2 separate regions of the Homo sapiens genome follow, and region 2 is linked to region 1. A link is a loop called in an ENCODE intact Hi-C map of the cell type or tissue named here. Cell type or tissue: PC-3. All regions are shown on one strand. Links, peaks and the distances in the headings refer to the core of each region. The heading gives the core; the rest is flanking DNA. Region 1 overlaps SEMA3A (semaphorin 3A). Region 2 overlaps SEMA3A (semaphorin 3A).

Region 1 (9,156 bases), core at 3,434-7,433:
TTTTTAAAAGTAATCTTCCTGGAGGTAGTGCAAGGGTAAGACAGTTCTTGGTGTTGAGCCCAAAGTTTTTTCAAATGTAAGCACCAAAATTTTGCCCCTTCCCATATCATAGGAAAGGGCACACTCCATCACAGGCAATACAATAGGGTACTGAGAAGTCAGAAGCAATGGTTCCTGCCTCTGGCCAATCTGGAACACATGGTAATAAAGACATTTTGGTATATGAGTATTATATACAGTAAAGGTAAAAAAGCAAACTTGCAAAGAACAAAACTTGTAGCTTTGAACATTACATTGGTTGGTGTATTACTGTCTTCATCTTTCCTTTGTTTTACACTTAATAAAAGACACTTGTTTCAGTCAAATATTTAGAACTTGCTCTTGCTCCATTTTAAACTGCCATCTTGTCTAGAAGGCCTTTAAAGAAATTAGCAATAAAGGGATGATTTTTTTAAACCCTTAATTTATCTCTGAGAAGTTATATATAAATAAACTCTTTTTTAAGAGAACAAGAGATTTAAAAGACAAGATAGTTTTTGTCACAGCAGTAAACTCTTTCCACAGCAACAACTATATATTGGTTCAACGGCTGGGGTTGCCCAGCTCCCTTTACACCGGTGTGATATTTACGGGAAAGCGTGTGCTGAGTGTTGCCTCGCCCGAGACCCTTACTGTGCTTGGGATGGTTCTGCATGTTCTCGCTATTTTCCCACTGCAAAGAGGTAGGAAAAATATTCAAAATAAATGAAATGTTTGCTAGTTATCCTATCTGATTCCAAGTTTGAAATAGCTTTCTTCAAATAAGTGCATCAACTTTTTCTAATGAATAAAAAGATTTGGGAGCAGATGGAGGGGATTGTTGCGTTTTGTTTTTTCTCTTCTCTTCAAATAGTTAAAACAATCAGAAAAAAAGTCACAGAGAAAGTCATAAACAGAATCTAGACTGAGTCTTGTCCCTTTAGACCAAAATACTCTGTTTTCCAAACATGTTCTTCTATTTCTATCCAGCAACATTCTGTCTCATTTTTAAACTTTAATAAGGCAATTTATGTCTCTGGATGAACAGAAAATGATCAGAGAAAGGAATTTATTTTCCTTTAGAGTCTTAGGTAGTACACAGGGGCCTAATTATAAAAAGTCCAGAAGAATTTATTTCTAGTTTTGAAAATATTACATTTTAATATGTGATATATGTAATTTTGATTAACATCACAAAATACGTCTATTTGTTTCAAGAAAATTTAAGTGTTATTATATTATTATAGCATCACCTTGCATTTGCAGTGTCTGAACTTGAAACATAAAACCATGTAGTAAAATATCTATCTGTGCATATGCAATATATATGTATATGTGTATATCTATATGTATATGTGTATATATGTATATGTGTGTGTGTGTGTATATATATATATATATTTTTTTTTTTTTTTTTTTTTGAGATGGAGTCTCACTCTGTCACCAGGCTGGAGTGCAGTGGCACAATCTCGGCTCACTGCAACCTCTGCCTCCCAGGTTCAAGAGATTCTCCTGTCTCACCCTCCCGAGTAGCTGGGACTACAGGCGTGCACCACCATGCCCAGCTAATTTTTGTATTTTTAGTAGACACAGGGTTTCACCATGTTGGCCAGGATGGTCTCGATCTCCTAACCTCGTGATCCTCATGCCTTGGCCTTTGAGAGGGATTACAGGGATTACAGTCGTGTGCCACTGCGCCCAGCATATATATACATATATATCTCTTAAACATACTCTTGATAATACTTAAAAGTATTTTTTTGGACATGCTTGAATAAAAGTTGCTAAGATAACTCTTTCTTCATTTGACAAAATAGCCCTTTCAAAAACATATCCTTTACTACTCACTGAAGGATGTCTTTCTCTTTCAACATTTAGCAGGGTTTAGGAAATGAGAATGGTGGATGAAATTAACATACAGTATCTCGTTAATATGAGCCCAAAGATTAACAGCATGTATATCAACCTATTGAAATATAAAATGGAACCAGCTTTATGAAACCTCTGCATTTTAGAAGCAATATAATTTGATTTCTTTATTGTTTATTATAGCTATTTTTTTCAAAGAAGCTATGAATGTAGATTTTCATAGCTAATGAGGTATGTCCTACAACATTTGTATCAGTTTGAATATTTGGTAAAATATTTGAGCAAAGAAATGGCCCTAATGCCTACTTAAATCTCTTGATTACACACTTTAGATAACATTGACTGAGTGTAAAATCATCTACAATTTAGTCTGTTATATAAGTAGTCCAAAGGATTAAAACACAGTATCCTGTTAATAATATTAAATGTATACGCAGTATTATATCATATAAGAAATACAATTATTAAACCTTTAACATTCAGAATTGAGGTAACATGTTCGTATTACTTTTATATAACCATTCATTTTGTCGAAATTTCAAATTTAAAATAAAACTTATTGTGGAGATAATGTCTGTTCATTAAAGAAACCGTAGGTAATTTAAGGAATAGCAATATGCAGTCTTTACAGCAGTAACATTAAATTTTTTAAGATTAAAAGTTAATGCTTCTCAAAAACATTTAACTCTAGGTGGCTATTATCTTACTTTAAAATGTGGAATTCAGCCCGACACCGTGGCTCACACCTGTAATCCCAGCACTTTGGGAGGCCAAGGCAGGCGGCTCACGATGTCAAGAGTTTGAGACCAGCCTGGCCAGCATGGTGAAACCCCATCTCTACTAAAAATACAACAATTAGCCATGTGTGGTGGCGGATGCCTGTAATCCCAGCTATTTGGGAGGCTGAGGCAGAAGAATTGCTTGAACCCAGGAGGCAGAGGTTTTACTGAGCTGAGATTGCATCGCTGCACTCCAGCCTGGGTGACAAAGCAAGACTCTGTCTCGAAAAAAAAAAAAAAAAAGTGGAATTCGTGTTTGAACTAAAATGAGTATTATTTCTTCTTCATGTGAAAGTTTATAATATTACCTAATTTAGTAATAATCTATTTGAATTTTAAGCTCTTCTTAATAAGGAAAGAGATAAAAAGAAAATCAACACATCTATAAGTTAAAACCTATATGTTATTACATATTTGAAAAGTATTTATTGTATACCTACAATTCAAGATTGAAGGAATTTTCATTAGCACATTTTTGTTATGCCTTACAGATTTTACTTAATCCAATTTCATGAGTGACACGCTGTCTTTAAAAAGGATGTTTAGAAGCCTCATGATTTATATATTCTTTGTGATGGCATTTTTCAAAATCTTAAATGGCAGTGAAAAATGCCTTCCCAAATGCTTTGTAGTTCGTGTTTCACAAGTTCTCTTGTTGGCTCAATTTTGAAATGTGCAACATCTGTTTGATAGTTTCACTAATTCTACAAATAGAAATCTATAAATACTTTAGACTTCTAAATTTATGAATACAGTAACAAATTCCATATTTGCAATTCTCAACGGCCTTTGTGAGAGTTCTTTTTAGGGATGGTAACTAATTTTGCAGCAAGACAATACCCATTAAAATAGCAGCAGCAAACACTTGGGCAAGTGTCCCCCAATCTTTTCCAGTCTGTTACACATAGCCAGTCTCCATTTTTAGCCTCTTCCTGGAACTTCACATCTTTGTTGCACCGCAGTGACTACAGCCTACCTCCTCCTTCCCAGGCAACCATTAGCAAAATGTAGAAAAAGGATACCCACAACGTGCTGCAGCTCACATGTGATCTGGGGGTAGAATGTAGAAGAAATCGTTTGATTTTTATAAGCAAACTTTGCTTTTCTCTTAAATGTAAGTTCATTTATTCTCTCTCTCATTCCTCTGGCAAGAGGAGGCCTTGCCCTTAAGTTCAACATTTATTGTTGCTTTTATTCACTTCACAGGTAAATTGGTTTGCAATCATAGCCATATGATCATAAAATAAACTGTTTTAAAAAAGAACAGGTTGATATGGCCAGGCGCAGTGGCTCACGCTGTAATCCCAGCACTTTGGGAGGCCGAGGAGGGCGGATCACAAGGTCAGGAGATCGAGACCATCCTGGCTAACACGGTGAAATCCCGTCTCTATTAAAAATACAAAAAATTAGCTGGGCATGGTGGCGGCTGCCTGTAGTCCCAGCTACTCAGGAGGCTGAGGCAGGAGAATGGCATGAACCCGGGAGGCGGAGCTTGCAGTGAGCCGAGATCACGCCACTGCACTTCAGCCTGGGCGACAGAGCGAGATTCTGTCTCAAAAAAAAAAAAAGAAAGAAAGAAAAAAAAAAAGGATAGGTTGATACAATAACCAAGAAAAGAAATTTTAAAACTAGCTTAAAAATAGAATTTCTAGTCTTAATATTATAAAATTTAGCAAAAGTCTATTTAAATAATTATGTGTAAGCATTTAGAGAAAGAGAACATTCATGTGAATTATAATTTTCAAGCTTATTCCTTCATTAATAATCAGAAAAAAAGTTTAATTTACCCTTTATTGAAAAAAATGGATTATTATTTTAAATTTTGTGCTTTTTCCACAGAAGTTAGGCCTTGAGTTTCTAGACATTAGATTGTTACTGACTGACATCTGGTAGTGAAAAAGCCATGAATTCTCTGTTATCACTATTTTAAAGACTTTTAACATGTTGTTAGTACATTTGGATCTTGTTTCCCATTTTGATCATCTTGGAGACTGCTCTTACAGGTATAATGAACTGTTTTTTAAAAAAATCTTTTAGTTGGATGTAGATTCATCTGTTCCTGTAAGTTACTAGAGTCTATGATATATATATATATATTTTATTTCTCTTCATTCTTATGACAAATTCCTAGAAGGGAAAAATAAGGATACAATAACACCTTTTAAATGTAATTGCTTCAGACGCACAAGACGACAAGATATAAGAAATGGAGACCCACTGACTCACTGTTCAGACTTACACCATGGTAAGTCACATTTTTCATCTTTCAACCTGCTAAGACCAGGCTAAAATCATAATAATGCATATTCATGCATATGCATGCAATGTATGCATCTCTCAGAATACTTAAAGAAATGCAGCCGAAGAGAAGTAAAATCTTACAGAAAGAAAATCCTAAAGAACACAAGGCACTGAATTATGTTTTATTATCATAAATTATGTTTTATTATGATGATAAATTCAAAATTTTAGATGCTTACAAGGTTTAAAGCTCAACTTTCTTATATTAACAAAAAGAAGCCATGTTTAAGTACTTCATTTTGTATATAGTAGCAACCTGAGATGAGTAGGGAATGGAAATGTACATTAAAATATACCAAAGCAAAAACTACAGTCTTAAAATATGCCTTAAAATGATTCATTTATATGCTCATGATATAAACCTAATATATCATTATTGGGTATCCTAGTCAAGCAGAAGATAATGTGGATATCTTTACACTGAATTACTAGTAGGGTATTCCCTTACACTGGGCATTTTGTACCAAATTCATTTTTTGCTTCCTAAAATATGTCAGAGCCTATTTAATGTCAAAGTTGCTTAGTAAATGCAGAAACATCAACCAACCTTCACTTAAAATGCAGTAAAATTGTAGTGATGCCCCACTTTCCATAATTGAAACATTATGCCATATTACTATGGAAATAATAATGAGGTTATGCTTCCCTCTGCTGGGGGAACTTATCAATGACAATACTGCTAATGAACATAGTTAAAAATGGCTGAAATGTACAATGTAAACATTGTCACTTAACATAATTATTCTATTAATTTTTTTGATGCCATTTATTCTAAAAGTAGTTAATATTTATCAGTTGACTTTTCTTTGATTTACTAATTTTATGTGTGGAATATTCATGTTTATGGATTTTAATAAAACATTACCACACATAGAACCCCAGCATACATTCCAAAACTTACTTTCTAAAATTCAGATCCCCCTTTGGCATAAGCTGGATGGGCTGGTATTTGATTTACGAATGCTCACGGGATTGTTTGGGGAATCCTACTACCAGGAGACGGGTAACCATGAATAAAGCCAGTGTTTCGGAACCACTTTGATTGCAAATTTTCTCACCAGGGACTTTCCTATCTGTGATTATCTTTACTATAAATAAGAAAGAGACCACAAAACTGGAGTAAATGTTACGACTGTCCCTGCATTAGTATGGTGCATTTATTGAACACTCTCCTTAAATTTTTTCAAATAGCATATTTCAATCAAATCCTAAAATATTTGCTAATCTTTCATAATCTGTTTCATGGAAAAATATTGAATTATGATCAGCACCATTCCAGCAATGTAATATTTTGAAATATTAATTCATTACACTAAATAATCTGTTTGCCTATATGTGGAGAGTTAATGATAATTACTGGAAGTAAAAGAATCAGGAGAATGTAACTGAACCAATCAGACTTTAATCTCCATATCAAAATGAAACATTATTTTGCTTGTTGTATATTTCTAGGTTTATATCAATACAACATTATGAGTATTGTAGATAACAAATATTTGTTGAATGACTGAATGATCTAAAAATTTCAAGTTATAATCTAGATACATGTCTTATTACTTTTGTTTTTCAGTAGAGATTTGAACTAATAGCACTTTTTGATTTTTGTAAAAAATACCTTATGTCATACATTGTTATTATCAACACCATTATATTCAAAAATAAGATCTCTCTTAGGAAACATCATTATGAATTAATCAATTGACTAATATATATTGATTATATGCCATCATGTGTAGGACACTATGCTGTGTTTTGAAAATTTTTAGAGATTATATGCATATATAATCTTAATGGCATATTCATTTGTTTAGTGATCCCTTTATAGATTCAGTTAGAATTTCAAAATTATATTCATGCTAGAGTTATGAGTGTAAATATATATGGGGAAAAACTGACCAAAGGAATTTTTATGAAAAGTATGACTGTGGATACATAAATATTGTTAACCATTGAATGACTGGGGTTTGGAGAGTGTTTCAGATATTAAAGATGTGTTTTGATAAAATTAGAGTAGTTAAAGACTATTAAAATTTGGCATATAGAATGGCTTAGCCATAAGAAGTAAGAAATAAAGTGAGTGTAAATAAATTTACCTCCTGATTCTTACGTCAGATGCACACTGGAGAGAGAAGAGAAAGTGCAACTGTTCAGTGTTACAGGGTCTTTTGGGGGAGGGTTGTGGTAAACAACTCTAGATGTTTGTGATATCTGAGAGGAAAGGGTAAACTAGCCCAGCAAGCCCTCCAGCAATAAAATATTCCTTTTTGAATGCCTCTTTTCCCCTTGTCTGCTTGTTTTGATAATGACTACACATAAACCATATACACCATAAATTACACTAAATTTCAAATATTTGGAAACTAAGGTAGGCATTCCCATTTGGCCATGCTAAGTCTTACCATTAGGAATCAGTGATTATTTTGGAATAGTTGACGTCAGTATTTGAAAGTAAAATGGGCAAAAATCCGGAGCCCAGCCTTACTAAATCATGTATGTTGTCTTGCTAATATTAATTCTCACATTGAATAAAATATATGTGCTCATGTGGAAGCATAAAAATATGAGATGTTTTCACAGAAAGCTGGTAAGCAACATGAAGCCAAATTACACACTTCAGGATGATCAGTTCCAGCTGTAATGGTAAACATATTCTGTAACACTCTATAGTTTACACATCCAGAGGTTTTAATAGAGAGACTATATACAGAATAACTCAGAATTAAGGTGGAAGAAATTTCACTTTAGATGAAACATTTAACACTCACTTGGCACTCTGCTCCCTTATATGTAAAGTGGCTCGAGTGGTGAACTAGGCCAGGTGAAACAGAAAAATCCAGCTACACCTCCTCTTGATCCCAGGATACTCTCCTCTGTCGCCGGTGGCTGGTCACCTAGGGGAGATTTTAGTATCAAATCTTAATATATGTGTGCTGGCAACTCTTGTCTTCCCACTCACACCTCATACAGGAAGCTAAAGAGGAAGCTCAGGTTGTTTCCAATCTGTTCCCTTCCGTAAAATAATTGCTGTGTACAAAATTGGAGCTCATCTGACTTTGTACTCAAGAAAATGACTGACGAAGGCAATTTACCTATAAACCACTTCCCATTTTCTTTCTCACTAAGAATGGGCCATATTATGATTTACATGTCCAGAAAGGAAAAAAAAAAAAACTACACCATCAGTACTAATTTTTTTTTAACTGTACCATCATGTTAGGTTTCTGAATCTTTGAAATATTTTATATCCTATCTTCTAGTTGAATGCCATCATTGAATTTCACTTTCTAATAGTTTTGCATGCATGCATTACCTTCCTGGCACCTCACAGTAATATGTCCACAGAATCCAATCTTCTTAATTATCTCCATAACTGTCCATCTCAATTTATATCTTGGTTGGCATCAGAATCATTCCAAAATTTTATAAAATGTCTTTGACAATGCCATCTTTATGATCTGTAGAACTGTAAATTTAGTATTTTGTAGCAGTGCTATTATAGTCTGTGTCTTAGCCTCTTCCAGTGATGAATCTGAGCATTTAGCCCCAAGAGGAGTCTCAATATTTGATAGATGAGCATGATGTCAGCCCTAAAAGTAATCCCTACCTTTAATAAATTATCAAATTTCATCAAGTCTCAGATGACATAATATAAAATACACCATTCTTTTATGTACTTTTAAGAAAAAAAAAACTGCTGAAGATGGTCAGTCTACTAGATGATCCCAGCATCAAACTGGGACACCAAATGACTCAGGACTAGACTAAAGGAGAAATAAACTCTTATTCAGATGATAATAGCAAGGAAAATTGTCTGTTTCAATCATAATCATGTCTGGTTAGAAAGAGATTAAAAAATACTCCTTGAACTACAAGGTGGTATTTATGAAGATTTACTTTCCGAATTCACACGAACAGAATGGACCCAAATTTCGGACAGAGACTTTAATTTAAAGAGGTATCATATCAGTAGGATCCCACATATCTGTCAGAAGTAAGAAAGAATTTCTCCTAGAAAAAAGCAACTTCAACTCAGATCAAGAACAATTGTAAGACACATTCTGATATCAGAGATATTAAAGTATAAAGAAGTGTGCGTCTTAGAATCAAATACTTGCAGTATTAACTTCTATGATTTTTATAAACCCTTTTTGAATATTTTCACTGGAGATAGTCATCATGACACTTGTCT
Region 2 (9,156 bases), core at 2,939-6,938, 83 kb before region 1:
TGCTTGTCTGTAAAGTATTTTATTTCTCCTTCGCTTATGAAGCTTAGTTTGGATGGATATGAAATTCTGGGTTGAAAATTCTTTTCTTTAAGAATGTTGAATATTGGCCCCCCCTCTCTTCTGGCTTGTAGGGTTTCTGCTGAGCGATCAGCTGTTAGTCTGATGGGCTTCCCTTTGTGGGTAACCCGACCTTTCTCTCTGGCTGCCCTTAACATTTTTTCCTTCATTTCAACTTTGGTGAATCTGACAATTATGTGTCTTGGAGTTGCTCTTCTCGAGGAGTATCTTTGTGGCGTTCTCTGTATTTCCTGAATCTCAATGTTGGCTTGCCTTGCTAGATTGGGGAAGTTCTCCTGGATAATATCCTGCAGAGTGTTTTCCAACTTGGTTCCATTCTCCCCATCACTTTCAGGTACACCAATCAGACGTAGATTTGGTCTTTTCACATAGTCCCATATTTCTTGGAGGCTTTGCTCATTTCTTTTTATTCTTTTTTCTCTAAACTTCCCTTCTCGCTTTATTTCATTCATTTCATCTTCCATCGCTGATACCCTTTCTTCCAGTTGATCGCATCGTCTCCTGAGGCTTCTGCATTCTTCATGTAGTTCTCGAGCCTTGGTTTTCAGCTCCATCAGCTCCTTTAAGCACTTCTCTGTATTGGTTATTCTAGTTATACATTCTTCTAAATTTTTTTCAAAGTTTTCAACTTCTTTGCCTTTGGTTTGAATGTCCTTCCGTAGCTCAGAGTAATTTGATCGTCTGAAGCCTTCTTCTCTCAGCTCGTCAAAGTCATTCTCCATCCAGCTTTGTTCCGTTGCTGGTGAGGAACTGCGTTCCTTTGGAGGAGGAGAGGCGCTCTGCTTTTTAGAGTTTCCAGTTTTTCTGTTCTGTTTTTTCCCCATCTTTGTGGTTTTATCTACTTTTGGTCCTCAATGATGGTGATGTACAGATGGGTTTTTGGTGTGGATGTCCTTTCTGTTTGTTAGTTTTCCTTCTAACAGACAGGACCCTCAGCTGCAGGTCTGTTGGAATACCCTGCCATGTGAGGTGTCAGTGTGCCCCTGCTTGGGGGTGCCTCACAGTTAGGTTGCTTAGGGGTCAGGGGTCAGGGACCCACTTGAGGAGGCAGTCTGCCCGTTCTCAGATCTCCAGCGGCGTGCTGGGAGAACCACTGCTCTCTTCAAAGCTGTCAGACAGGGCCATTTAAGTCTGCAGAGGTTACTGCTGTCTTTTTGTTTGTCTGTGCCCTGCCCCCAGAGGTGGAGCCTACAGAGGCAGGCAGGCCTCCTTGAGCTGTGGTGGGCTCCACCCAGTTGGAGCTTCCAGGCTGCTTTGTTTACCTAATCAAGTTTGGCAATGGCGGACGCCCCTCCCCCCGCCTCGCTGCGGCCTTGTAGTTTGATCTCAGACTGCTGTGCTAGCAATCAGCGAGACTCCGTGGGTGTAGGACCCTCCAAGCCAGGTGCGGGATATAATCTCGTGATGCGCCGTTTTTTAAGCCCGCCGGAAAAGCGCAGTATTCGGGTGGGAGTGACCGGATTTTCCAGGTGCCGTCTGTCACCCCTTTCTTTGACTCAGAAAGGGAACTCCCTGACCCCTTGCGCTTCCCAAGTGAGGCAATGCCTCGCCCTGCTTCGGCTCGCGCGTGGTGCGCGCACCCACTGACCTATGCCCACTGTCTCGCACTCCGTAGTGAGGTGAACCCGGTACCTGAGATGGAAATGCAGAAATCACCATCTTCTGCGTCGCTCACTCTGGGAGCCGTAGACCGGAGCTGTTCCTATTCGGCCATCTTGGCTCCTCCTATTTCCTAATTTTTCATCAAAATACACATATATCTGGGTATTTCTTTAATGATTCTTCTAAGTTTTTGAATAGAATATGTCTTTTCATATAATTTTAATATTTAAATGCCTATGATAAATTCGTATTTGTGAAAAAGTTTGTAATTTAGTGATGTATATAAACATCTCAATGTAATATTTCTTTGACACTATGTTAGGAAAGTTGAAAATAATGGCAACAACCTGTGTTAATTTCCATATTATTTTGCTATACTGGTAATACTAACATAATTAATAGAATATAAATAGCATTTTTAAAATTTTGCTGCTTTTAAAATGTTTTAAATAAATTATTTAACCCTCCAAATTAACTTGTGAGGTTAAATATCCTTACATGTGCTGACATTTTAGGACCAGAGGCTCAGAGATATGAAACAGTGACCAGAGAACCAGAGCTAAGCCTGGTGCCTGGCTCATTGCGTTTTCCACTATAACTTAGTACAATTCTGTGAAAGCCCATAAATTATTTCACAGTATAGATTTTAGAACTAACCTAAAGAAATATCATTGGTACAGGACAGCTAATTGCCAAATACAGAATAAATGCAAAGAAAGAAGATTAGAATTGGTAATTCTCATTCACAGTAGTAAAAACAGAACACTTGGAATTTCTTCCTTTTTTTTAACTTTCGTCCCTAATTCAAATGAGTTTTAAGAGTAATAATTTGAAACCCTGCCATTAGTTCCATCAGAAATATTAAATGTTAAACAAAATGATCCCTACTGATCATAAAATGGACACCATTTAATATACCAAGATGGTAGAAAATACTTTTATGTGAATAGTAGAGAAATTGCCAAAAAATAAAAAGCTATTTTATTTCAGTCTGTGGACAACTTAATGTACTACTGGAAAAAGCATACATATTCTTATCTAATTAATTCCCAGGGCACTTGGTTCTTAAAAGAATGCTCAGAAATGTCCCCAGATTTACTCCACTGTCACATATAGAGTGCAGTAGGTAGACACATTCTGACAACAGGGTCTCAAGCGTGAATTAGTTATCTCCTTATCAAGATTTTTGATGTCATGCTTTCCTGCACATATTCTACCTTGAGACATGTGTATATTTTTTATAGGTAGTCAAAAGTTCATTCCTGTTTCTGAGTACTTAGGGACCCAACAGAGCAGGCTTTCCCGTGGTAATAATGTGCTTGTTATTCCATTGACACCACCTCCAGGCACACTGCTCTCCTAACCTGGGATATTTCCCTCTTAGAGAAGTGAATGAGGCATTTCAGGCACTTCACCTGCTGCTGTAACTTAAAAATACACAAGAAGCACGTAGCCACCAAAGATGTGCAAAGGACATAGTGGGGAAAATAAATTTGATGGCTATTTAACATGTCTTCTGGAAAGTACATACTGACAAGATTGTGTAATTTATTCTAGACAACTAACGTAGTGAATTGCTATTTTTCTTTTCTACAAAGGAAGGAAATGAGTCATTTTATTTAAGTTTAACATTCTTTCCTCAAAAGCCATTATGATAGATTATAACATACCTGTGTGATAAAATAATCACTCTCCTCTTACCATGACACATCCTGTTCTTTATAGTTTATTTACACATTATTGTTTGCAACGTGCTAACTGCTACTAAATATCATTAAGCTAAGTAGATATTTGGCTAGTATTACCTATTTTCAATACACTTGATTTATTTTGCCATCTCAAAAATTTGAACAAATAAAAATAACTCTTGTGTTGGACATGAATACTTGACATCTCTCTGATTAACTGATGTGTTGAAAACACTCATTTTTATATATAAAGGAAACCCTTTTCTCTTTCTTTTTTAAATCCACAGGACAATATTTTTAAGCTGGAGAACTCACATTTTGAAAACGGCCGTGGGAAGAGTCCATATGACCCTAAGCTGCTGACAGCATCCCTTTTAATAGGTGCGTAGTCAACAATCAATTAAATAGTGAGTTTTCTATAAATAACAAACAGGTTGTATGTTCTTTTTTATCTACCAAGATTTTCCATTATGAAATAATAATTGTTTTAGAAGGACATTAGTTGTGATATATTCAAATGTTTGAAAATGAAGAAGAAACACTAAATGCTATTTTGCTTATTGCACCAACTAGTCTGATTCTTTTTAATGGAAATGGAATAGGATCTTAAAATGGCCTCTCAATTACTATGCAGCCCCACTTGGTACAGTTGGCAGAGACCCATTGTGTTACCTTGTGCTGGCTCATCCTAATATACATATTACATATACAGGCTAAGGGAAGTTACATTCTGTATTCACCTTTTATGAAATTAGCTCTTCTTTTTTGGAAAATCTAACAAAATATTTGATGTGACGTCCTCTACCTTTTTCTGTAACCATCATCTTTTCTAGCTTTCTCCTCTTTTCATTTAGCATTGCTGATAAGTGGGGAATGCTTATAGTTCAAAATAATAGAAGTAGATACAAATAAGATAAAACTTTAGTCTGTATTGAAAAATAAAGAATTTTTTCCAGACTCTTAACTACCTCCGGACTGGAGTTAACTAAATACACAAACAAAAAGTGGCAAATCATGAAGCAATTTTTAAATTTTTTATTTTCTCTTTATTTTATCATTTTTTCCTTTCTTTTTTATTTTTTAAATTTTGAGCATACCAACAACCTAAAACATAAAAAAATTCTGGGTCATGATTCTGTTCTTGAACATATTTTTCTACATAATTGTGTAGAAATTATGTACCTTTTTGTTTTCCTTTTCTATACAATATGCAAAAGAATTATTTAATAGCACAACAAAATGAAACTTTTCAAATCTAAAATTTCTAATTAAATTTTAAATAATAAATCTTGATTAAAAAATTAAATTTAGGTTATCTGATATGTCATAAGTTTATAAAGTTTTCCATGTTTCTCTTCTTATAATTTTTTCCTACTCAGAAAAATAAACTCTAGTCATATTGACTGCCATATTAACCATGAAGATATATATTTTTTCTGTATTTTCTAGTGTTTTCTTTTGTCACCATGTTTCACTGATCCTTATTCTATTAAGAAGAAATCCATTGTGGCATGAATTATCTCCTCTGTTGCTTTTCAAATGTGGACACTTTTAGTCCATTTCATGCATTTATGCAGCATTTTAACAAAAGTTTAAGACCTGAAGGAAGGCAGCATACCTAGCACACTTACAATTTTCCTATTTATGGTTGGTCTAGTGATTATTTGTGGATGGCTTCCTCAAAAATACATGCTGAAATTTGAACGTTGTTTTAAACAAAGGGTAGGAGTCATATTTTGTATGAACTTACAGCTTATAGTTATTTAAATTGCACACTGAAAAAAGGATAGGTATTCCTTAAAAAGCAGTATGCTAAAGTGTGCCCAAAGCAGCTTTACTTCATGGTATGTTTCTCAGTAGGGACTTGCTTGATTATTTATTTTAATATTCCGCTGAGAAAGAATGATGACAAGTAGGTATTACCTAGTTCATATGGTATGCAACCACCCAAAGTCCACAAAGAAAACGAAACTCCACAGTTTTAGTTTTATATTTGAATATCTTTGAAAAAGCTATATAGGTTTATGAAAAGGCAGAGAGAATGAGCAAAGTTCAGTGAGTCAGGAAGAGGACGTGGCTAGAAAGAACAATAGGTGTTTCAGAAAAAGAACTTTCAGATGGAAGTGCAGACCTAACCTATCCAATATGGTAAAATAATTTAGTAATTTTCAGAGGTATGTAGCGCTTATTGACAAGACCAAATAAATTAACTTCTGAAATCATTGAATAGCAAGATACAGAAAAAGAAACAGGCCATATTATACCTGGCAAAATCCTTCAAAATACCTGAAACGCCATTTTAATTCAAGAGCTGAAACTCTCTGTGTTGAAGTTATTTGCTTTCTTTATAACTGTGCTATAAATTCTTCCTCTTATGGTACATTTAGTTCCCCTTGTTGGGTTTTCGTTGGCATTTTCTCTCATACTGCTCTAAAAAGAATGCTCACTAGTTTAATGGAGCTTTTTAACATAAATATTTTCTACAGCACTTCCCAAACTCTTTTACATACAAGGGTAACAGCTGTCTCAGAAATATACAGGTTGTACTTTGTATATCAGAAAATGGCCATTGGGAAAACCTATGTTCCCAAAAGCTTTTGGATACACCTTCCTCATTGGTACAAATAAGATAGAAATTTTAAGGTGGTTCTAGGCTTCTTCCTTCCCCAATACTGGGAAATAAAATTTCAGGTTGGGCTCAAACCATCTGTAAACTGGCTAGATGGATCTTGGCAGCAAATATTTTTTATACCACCAATCCCACTAGGAAAGAAGTAGTTTCAAACAGTAGTAAACTTTAAAACCAGATGACAGCTTAAAATTTTTAGTTTACAAAAACTAGCAAGGTTTAATATGACTTCTTCCCAAAATGCCATGGGTTTTTAAGCTGAGGACTATTGAGAATATGGATTCTCTCTTGAGCAATGCAAAGCTACTGAATGAAGTCCCCAAATCCAAGAACATGTCCTAAGTTTTTCAAACCAAAATAGTAAAGTTAATTTTGCAATCTCCTTTAAAAGTGATCATTTTGTCAAGATGAATTTGCTCCAGTCTTTATTTATTTATTTATTTATTTATTTATTTATTTATTTATCTTGCTCTGTCGCCCAGGCTGGAGTGCAGTGGCATCTCAGCTAACTGCAACCTCTGTCTCCCGGGTTCAAGCAATTCTCCTACCTCAGCCTCCTGAGTAGCTTAGACTACAGGCATGTGCCACCAGGCCTGGCTAAGTTTTGAATTTTTAGGAGAGACAAGGTTTCACCATGTTGGTCAGGCTGGTCTCGAACTCCTGACCTCGTGATCCACCCACCTCAGCCTCCCAAAGTGCTGGGATTACAGGTGTGAGCCACAGCGCCTGGCCTTATTTTTTTTACTCTTTCTTATTTCATCCACCTGCAAATTTTTTTTATGAATTTGTTTTAAAAAATCTTTTACTAAAGATAGCAATTACTCACCTGCTAATAATAAATGCCAGATGTGAACATAGCACAAGGATAAGCCTCAGTATTTTCCAACACTAAGTACTATCTCACATTTTCATGATGTGAAAGAACAGTCAACTTGAGAGCAATTTTATTTTTTCATTGAAATCTTTTCCAGGCAATGCAGCACTAATAATTTAGAAATATTCCATCCCTAAGAGGTATTATTGAGACCTATTTCAAAGGTCTGAGACTTTTAGCTAAGTTTATATCCTCAAGTCAAAATGCTGTCTTGTCTCAGGAAAGAGCATAATTTGACATTACAAAATGCTCTCACTTGATACTAGAGCAAATAAGGAACTCTCTAAGTTAATTAGATACAATTGAAAAAATTATTTGAAGCTCTCTGAGCCTCAGTTTCCTTGTACCTGAAATGGTATGGCAGTATTACTTTCACTAGTGTGTTGTGAGAAATAAGACAATGTAATAGCATACTATTATTTTCGGTGCTTGTGTAATTCTTTAATATATGCAAAGATAAAATAAGCAAACTTGCAGCAGTAGTTGCCTGTAGAAAGGCTGGGAGGGAGATTTGGTACCTTATAAATTTTACATTTTCAATTTTATACCATGTAGACATATAAACTGTTGAAAAATTTTAATTTTAAAAGAACAACATAAGTAACGAAGCCAAAATATTTATTGATATAGAGAAGGTGCTCAATAAATATAATAGTGTAAAATTTTTCTTACATCCATGGATTGCATCCGTGCTCTGTGTGTATGTGTGTGTGTGTGTGTTTCTGTGTGTGTGATAGAGGGGGTATTTTCTTTTTTTTTTCCCCCTTCTGTTTCTAATTTCTTTGGTACTCTGTGAGTGGAATTTACTTAAGGTGTTAACAACATAATGGCTTGGTGTTTAAGTTTGTTTGATATTTTGCTCACATCCATGTCACACTTTTCACCTGTGTTAGTAATGCTGCAATTTCATCAGGAAATGTGGTTTTGTTTCCACCTTCTGTTTCTCCTCACCACACCCTTCTTAGGAATTGTAATCCAATACATTCACTGATCTAAGCCACATTTTTACTTCATTTTGAGTTTTGAGCAGAAAGTCTAGAGTATATATGAACTTTTGTTTTTAATACGTACTTCTCAGGCAACTAAGCCATAATAGAAATGCAGTTCACAAAACTGTTTTTGTTCATCTCAGTAAAGTATGCTCTCCTGTGAGAGAGTTAAGAAAGCTTCCAGTTAAGAAAGAATGGTCGTATCCTCAAATAGTAACTTTTGTGTTTGACAGTTTCTGAATGATAGTTTACATATGTCAGCACAAATTTGTCTTAGTTCAATATATTATTTTTGAAATGTTAAACTGCCCATGTGGTATTTTTTTGGAGAGCCTTAAAGATCTTGTAGGGTATAGTATTCACAACCACCTTTTAATGTAGACAATAATTTCTAGATATATGATTCTACCATCAATTTAATAAAATTGGACAAATGTTTATTTCTTTCACAATTGGCTTAGTATATGTGAACAGCTCTAAAGTATGTATCTCAATTATAATGTCATTTGAATAATTGCAGAATAACATTTAACTAATACACTACTTCAGATTTTCAAAAAGACTTCTATTAGGATCTGAAAATTGTCAAATTAACACTATGCTTAAGAATCAACATATAATTTGGGGAGGAGCCAAGATGGCTGAATAGGAACAGCTCCGATCTACAGCTCCGAGCGTGAGCAACGCAGAAGACGGGTGATTTCTGCATTTCCATCTGAGGTACCGGGTTCATCTCACTAGGGAGTGCCAGACAGTGGGCGCAGGTCAGTGGGTGCGCGCACCGTGCACGAGCCAAAGCAGGGCGAGGCATAGCCTCACTCGGGAAGCGCAAGGGGTCAGGGAGTTCCCTTTCCTAGTCAAAGAAAGGGGTGACGGATGGCACCTGGAAAATCGGGTCACTCCCACCCGAATACTGCCCTTTTCCGACGGGCTTAAAAAACGGCGCACCAGGAGACTATATCCCACACCTGGCTGGGAGGGTCCTACGCCCACGGAGTCTCGCTGATTGCTAGCACAGCAGTCTGAGATCAAACTGCAAGGCCGCAGCGAGGCGGGGGGAGGGGCGCCCGCCATTGCCCAGGCTTGATTAGGTAAACAAAGCAGCCTGGAAGCTCCAACTGGGTGGAGCCCACCACAGCTCAAGGAGGCCTGCCTGCCTCTGTAGGCTCCACCTCTGGGGGCAGGGCACAGACAAACAAAAAGACAGCAGTAACCTCTGCAGACTTAAATGGCCCTGTCTGACAGCTTTGAAGAGAGCAGTGGTTCTCCCAGCACGCAGCTGGAGATCTGAGAACG

What was found. Hi-C counts contacts between places; a loop is a spot of excess contacts. Peaks named below come from ENCODE experiments on the same cell type or tissue, not always from the same donor. Only the 100,000 strongest peaks of a DNase experiment are listed, where the experiment ranks them.
Region 2: a loop joins it to region 1, with 2.7 times the contacts of the local background. A loop is called at or near these places in 1 of 110 quality-filtered maps.

What each region holds. Positions count from the first base shown.
Region 1 is chr7:83,972,887-83,982,042 of GRCh38, reverse strand. It overlaps SEMA3A (semaphorin 3A), which reads left to right. Exons shown (of 17, transcript NM_006080.3): 14 at 565-722; 15 at 4,847-4,911. Among named protein-coding and RNA genes, the nearest start is that of SEMA3A, 220 kb to the left of the region's middle. In PC-3, for the core only: a CTCF peak has its summit at 5,616 (motif pointing left); no DNase peak of the experiment used is centred there; H3K27ac peaks cover 747 bases.
Region 2 is chr7:84,055,058-84,064,213 of GRCh38, reverse strand. SEMA3A (semaphorin 3A) reads left to right here. Exons shown (of 17, transcript NM_006080.3): 5 at 3,656-3,749. Among named protein-coding and RNA genes, the nearest start is that of SEMA3A, 140 kb to the left of the region's middle. RefSeq lists enhancers at 8,216-8,807, 8,808-9,156. In PC-3, for the core only: no CTCF peak of the experiment used is centred there; DNase peaks (open chromatin) are centred at 3,333, 4,013 and 5,353; H3K4me3 peaks cover 1,366 bases; H3K27ac peaks cover 3,858 bases.